Linked DNA regions of Homo sapiens: region 1 is linked to region 2. The links are chromatin loops, found by intact Hi-C in ENCODE. Cell type or tissue: heart right ventricle. All regions are shown on one strand. Links, peaks and the distances in the headings refer to the core of each region. The heading gives the core; the rest is flanking DNA. Region 1 overlaps CLUL1 (clusterin like 1). Region 2 overlaps YES1 (YES proto-oncogene 1, Src family tyrosine kinase).

Region 1 (2,922 bases), core at 163-2,662, 120 kb after region 2:
CCCTAATTAGTATGTGCTCTAATATGGAGCGTGAAATTCCACTCAATTTTGTATTCAGCTCACTTCTTGAAGGGGGAGAAAAATCTAGCTTAATTGGAGCCGTTAGTGGGGCAGAGCTCATCCTATTCAGGTCACCACCCTCTGTGATCCCTCTGCTCAGAAGATAACCAAAGGGTACAAAAAAGAAAACATGCCAGTCCTACATACATGGGTAGGGCAAAAGGGGACATGAAGGGGTGTGTGTGTGTGTGTGTGTGTGTGTGTGTGTGTGTGTGTGTTATGCATAAGGAGGCAAGCATGTTGAAGGTAAGATTTGGGAGGCAGAGAGTATCTTTAAATATTTGGCCTCCAGAAGGAAAAATTAATGTGGATTGAAATCAGAGACTGCAATGCTATGATTCCAAATGCAATTTGGTAAACATTTACTGGATGCCACCAATGCATAAGTGAAGACAAATAAGATATGATCCCTGCCCTCAAAGAGCTTACTATCTAGTGGGAACATGTTCACAAATAACAAATACAAGGCAGAAAGCCAGGATATTTTAAGAGATGCATTCAGTGACCACTGAATGGGTGCTCTACCTTATAAATTGCGTATACACAGGTGATGGTATGTAAACATTAGTATTAGATTCTAGAAAGCAAAAGGCCCCTATCAGATCAGGCATCTCCGTTCTAAATATTAACATAAATTAATAAAAAAGTAAGCTGAAATAGGTGCCTCAAGAACTGTGAAATCTTGAGCTCTCTTTTTCTCTTACCTTATTTTTCACAGAGGACCAGCTAGGTTGGCAGGTTGTATAAATTCTCATGCAGTTATTTTCCAGGCAAGACCTGCATTCACCCCAGGAATCTGCCAAAGACTCCCGGCATAGCCTTTCTTCTTCCTCCAGATGTTCTTGAACTTCATTCAGAAGTTTCAGGGCCTCCTAGTTAAAAGTAGAAACAAAAGTCCAATTTCCATTTCATAATCTATGTGCACCTTAGTTGATTTCACCCTTTGAAATGTATACATTCTAAACTGCTTTTTCATTCTTTCTCCTTCAGGTGCCTCGCAGCTGTCAGATCTCCCCCAAAGCTTTCTGTTTAGTTTAAGAAAAGAGCACTGATTGATTCCTATTGAAGACTGTAAATCTTATTCATCTGTTCATTCATTTGTTCAATAAGTATTTACTGAGTGTTTGCTATGTGACAGACATTACTCTAGGTGTGGGTGACCTGACAATGAAGATGCCATCCCGATCTGGGAACAACTGTGATTTACCTATTTACCGGTAAGTCTGTCTTCAATTCTCATCCACTGGTGCATGGGGAAAGTGGGCTTTACAGTTTATAAAGCTGGTACATTTTAATTCTTTCATTTATGCTGTCTTTAATTGTTGTATATCCTTAAACATTGCAAGAAAGTACAATTCTTGTATGTCAAGTTAAATGTTCCCGTTGAGTTACATTGTAATTGCCGAGACGCAGGATGGCATCTCTGCAATTAGAATGTAATATAATAAATATATTTATATATAATGTAATATTAAATAAATATAAATGGGAATATAAACAAGCTTTGTTCTTCTTGTTTATATTCCCAGTGCTCCCCCTTGTGGTGCTTGCTGTACTTGGCCAAGTCCTGCTCTGGGTGGTGAGGAGCCCAGCAGCAGTGGCACCTGTCCCTGCGAGCCTCAGCCCTGCCCCTGGAGTGCCTCACGGGTCAGCACCATGGTGCAACAGACCTTTCTTCCTGTGCCCCTGCCCAAACCTCTGGCTTCCCTGCAAGTGTGGACTTCTGAACCCCAGCCCCCTCCATGCCGAGATATCGTGCAGGGGAATGAAGTGAGTATAGTGGATCTGGCCATAAGAAGACAGCCTCAGAGCTAATGGAAATGACCCTTTCCTGGAGTATTAAGCCCAAAGAATCACCTGGGCACTGACAATCTTCCACATCTTCTCTGCCTGGCTAGGATTTGTCAGTTGTCCTCATTGTAAAGTTTGGCTGCTAAGCCACGTAGCATTTGGTATGATCCACGTAAGAAAACTGCCAGGGCCCCAGCTTGCCAATATACATTTTGACCCAGACAGGAGTGTGTGTGTGTCCTTGGACTTTGTAGAACAATTTTGGAATCTTACATCTTTTTTTTTTTTTTTTTTTTTTTTTGAGACAGAGTCTGGCTGTGTCGCCCAGGCTGGAGTGCAGTGGTGCAATCTCAGCTCACTGCAACCTCCATCTCCCAGGTTTAAGAGATTCTCCTGCCTCAGCCTCCCCAGTAGCTGGGAGTACAGGTGCGTGCCACCATGCCGGGCTAATTTTTGTATGTTTAGTAGAGACGGAGTTTCACCATTTTGCCCAGGCTGATCTCGAACTCCTGGCCTCAAGTGATCTGCCCAGGTTGACCTCCCAAAGTGCTGGGATTGCAGGCATGAGCCACCTCACCTGGCTGAATCTTACATCTTAAAGTGGTTGTTTTTCGGCAGGGTGCAGTGGCTCACACCTGTAATTCCAGCATTTTGGGAGGCTGAGGCGGGTGGATCACCTGATGTCAGGAGTTTGAGAACAGCCTGGCCAACATAGTAAAACCCTGTCTCTGCTAGAAATACAAAAATTAGCTGGTCATGATGGTGGGTGCCTGTAATCCCAGCCACTTCAGAGGCTGAAGCAGGAGAATCGCTTGAACCCAGGAGGCGGAGGTTGCAGTGAGCCAAGATCGTGCCATTGTCCTTTAGCCTGGGCAACAAGAGTAAGACTCTGTCTCAAAAAAAAAAAAAAAGTTGTTTCTCCAAGGCAAGTAACAATACCTCCAGGATTTTCTCAATCAGTCCCAATTTTACATATTCTGCTCATTGTCCTCATAAGCCAAAATCCTAATATTCCCAATTCCAAACTACAGTGGCTGTGTACCCTTGGGCAAATTACTTAATACATATAAG
Region 2 (2,922 bases), core at 166-2,665:
TGTTTTTCTACAGTTTAAACTTAAAACATTGATACACTATATGCCCCTTAATTTTTGTAATTGATATTACAGTATAGTTTATTCATTTATCTAGAACATGCTGATGGTTTATGCCACAAGTTGACAACTGTGTGTCCAACTGTGAAACCTCAGACTCAAGGTCTAGCAAAAGATGCTTGGGAAATCCCTCGAGAATCTTTGCGACTAGAGGTTAAACTAGGACAAGGATGTTTCGGCGAAGTGTGGATGGGTAAGAAGCCTGAATTTTTGTTTTCTGTCATTGTTTAGCTGTGGATTAAAGTGCAACAATTTATGATAAAATATGTTTCAATATTTAAGAGAAGTGCTGTTCACTGAAGTTTGGTCTAAAATCCTTTAAAATATAAATTCCTAAAATGTGTTATTTCTTTAGGAACATGGAATGGAACCACGAAAGTAGCAATCAAAACACTAAAACCAGGTACAATGATGCCAGAAGCTTTCCTTCAAGAAGCTCAGATAATGAAAAAATTAAGACATGATAAACTTGTTCCACTATATGCTGTTGTTTCTGAAGAACCAATTTACATTGTCACTGAATTTATGTCAAAAGGTATGTATTAGTATCTCCTTAGGTATTTGTGTTGATAATGTTTTTAAGAGTCTTGATTTGTATGCATATAGACTTATACTGTTTTCTAATTTAAGATTTTTATGTAGACATATTTGGATAGAAGAAACCTGACACTTTGTTTAATGGAATAGTGATTATCCAGTTATTCCAGAGGATAGTATGACGTTTAAAAGGAAAAGTAGGCAGGCTGAATTAATTTTGAAATTAAGTTTGACTAAAACAAATGGAAAAGCTAGAAAGGTGAAAAATAGAAAGTGTTTGTACACATTTAATTAAAATGATAAAATCAGAAAGATACTTACATTTTTAGTACTAAAGCAAAGAAATAAGGTAAAGTTAAAATGAATTAGTTTTCTCATTTTAATATAAACATAATTCCTATATTCAGGACTTCTAGGAACTTTTTTCCCCACTGCTTTCTTTTTTTTTTTTTTTTTAAATAGAGACTGGGGTCTCAACTATGTTGCCCAGGCTGGTCTTGAACTCCTGGCCTCAGGCAGTCCTCCCTTTTTGGCCTCCCAAAGTGCTGGTATTACCAGCATGAGCCACTGTGCCTGGCCTCCCCACTACCTTCAATGGAAGTTTCTTCATTTTCCTTAACTCTAGACCACAAGATGGGATCTTCAGTAACAGGGTTAGTTAGGGGGAGGATAAAGAGAAGATTGATACTCTTTCCTCTTTTTCCCTGTGCAGATGGTACTTAGAGGAACTAGTAAGTCAGCAGATAAGCTGACAGGCCTGATTTTTATGTGTTTGATTTCATCTGCTTTATTATTATTTTTACTCTTGAACCAATAATATACAGTAGTCACTAATTATGTCACCCTCTCCAGTGGTGTGTCTTGGTCAATGATGTAGTTCCATCTAGTGGTGACAAGGACAACTACAAGTTACATATTTGCTGTAGGAAAATTTTTCCCCTCAAAAGGGGACTGAAACCAAAAGTTAAGAAATTATACAGCCTATTAATTGATAGCCAGAACACACCTAAAGACCCAAAGCACCTGGCGCTCTTTGGAAGGAATGTCTACTGCAAACAGTTGCCAAATATGACATTTTTTTGTTTGTTTGCTTGTTTGTTTGTTGTTTTTGTTTTTTTGTGAGGTGGGGCCTCACTCTATCCCCCAGGGTGGAGTGCAGTCACATTTCTCTGCAGCTTGGACCTCCCTGGGCTCAAGCGATCCTCTCATCTCAGCCTCCTGAGTAGCTGGGATTACAGGTGCATGCCACCACACATAGATAATTTGTGTATTTTTCTACAGATGGGATTTCACCCTGTTTCCCAGGCTAGTTTGGAACTCCTGGGATCAAGCAATCAGCCTGCCTTGGCCTCCCAAAGTGCTGGGATTACAGGTGTGAGCCACCACACCCAGCCCAAATATGCCCTTTCAAAGAGTATATTAGATGAACCAGAGGGGAAGGGAGGGCCAGGCATGGTGGCTGACCTGAGCAACATGGTGAAACCCCATCTCTACAAAAACTAAAAAAATTAGCAGGACGTGGTTGCACACACATGTATTCCCTACTCAGGAGGCTGAGGCATGAGGATTGCTTGAGCCCAGGAGGTTAAGGCCATAGTGAGCTGTGATTGTGCCACTGCACTCCCATCTGGGGTGAAAAAATGAGACTGTCTCAAAAAAGAAAAAAAAAAAAAGGAGAAAAGGACAGGGAAGATGTTTAAATCAAGATATTGGAAGCAGGCCAGGCACAGTGGTTCATGCCTCCAATCCCAGCGCTTTGGGAGGCCGAGGCAGGCAGATCACTTGAGGTCAGGAGTTCGATCCCAGCCTGGCCAACATAGCGAAACCCCGTCTCTGCTAAAAATACAAAAAACAGCTGGGCGTGGTGGCTTGTGCCTGTAGTTCCAGCTGCTCGGGAGGCTGAGGCACGAGAATGGCTTGAGCTAGGGAGGCAGAGGTTGCAGTGAGCCAAGATGACACCGCTGCACTCCAGCCTGGGTGACTGAGTGAGACTCCGTTTCAAATAAATAAAGACTTTAACAATTAAAAAAGATATTGGAACATAAGAAATATAATGAAGGTAAGGCTAATAGCCCATTTAGCTCTGTATATTAATTTTAAGAATTATTTAATTGGGAGAACATGGTAAAATTCTGTGTTGTCAGACCACTGGGTACAATTATTTCCAGGCGGGAGAGATTTAGAATACAAGATAACAAAAGTCCTTTCTATTTTTAAAACTCTTTAATTCCTCATTTTGGTATTCACTTAGCACTTGTCCCTTTATAATCTGTCCAAACTCATTGTCCCATGCACTCCAGCATAAACCCACTGTTCTGCTCTTTGTTT

Evidence for each region. Peaks named below come from ENCODE experiments on the same cell type or tissue, not always from the same donor. Only the 100,000 strongest peaks of a DNase experiment are listed, where the experiment ranks them.
Region 1: a loop joins it to region 2, with 5 times the contacts of the local background. A loop is called at or near these places in 23 of 110 quality-filtered maps.

Annotation. Positions count from the first base shown.
Region 1 is chr18:622,875-625,796 of GRCh38, reverse strand. CLUL1 (clusterin like 1) reads right to left here. Exons shown (of 10, transcript NM_001393344.1): 5 at 765-932. It overlaps LOC105371952 (a long non-coding RNA gene), which reads left to right. Exons shown (of 7, transcript XR_935082.4): 6 at 1,051-1,277; 7 at 1,590-2,922. Among named protein-coding and RNA genes, the nearest start is that of CLUL1, 27 kb to the right of the region's middle. In heart right ventricle, for the core only: a CTCF peak has its summit at 1,600 (motif pointing left); a DNase peak (open chromatin) is centred at 1,636; H3K27me3 peaks cover 534 bases.
Region 2 is chr18:740,588-743,509 of GRCh38, reverse strand. It overlaps YES1 (YES proto-oncogene 1, Src family tyrosine kinase), which reads left to right. Exons shown (of 12, transcript NM_005433.4): 7 at 95-250; 8 at 413-592. Among named protein-coding and RNA genes, the nearest start is that of ENOSF1, 29 kb to the right of the region's middle. RefSeq lists an enhancer at 1,517-1,586. In heart right ventricle, for the core only: a CTCF peak has its summit at 1,476 (motif pointing left); no DNase peak of the experiment used is centred there; H3K27ac peaks cover 663 bases.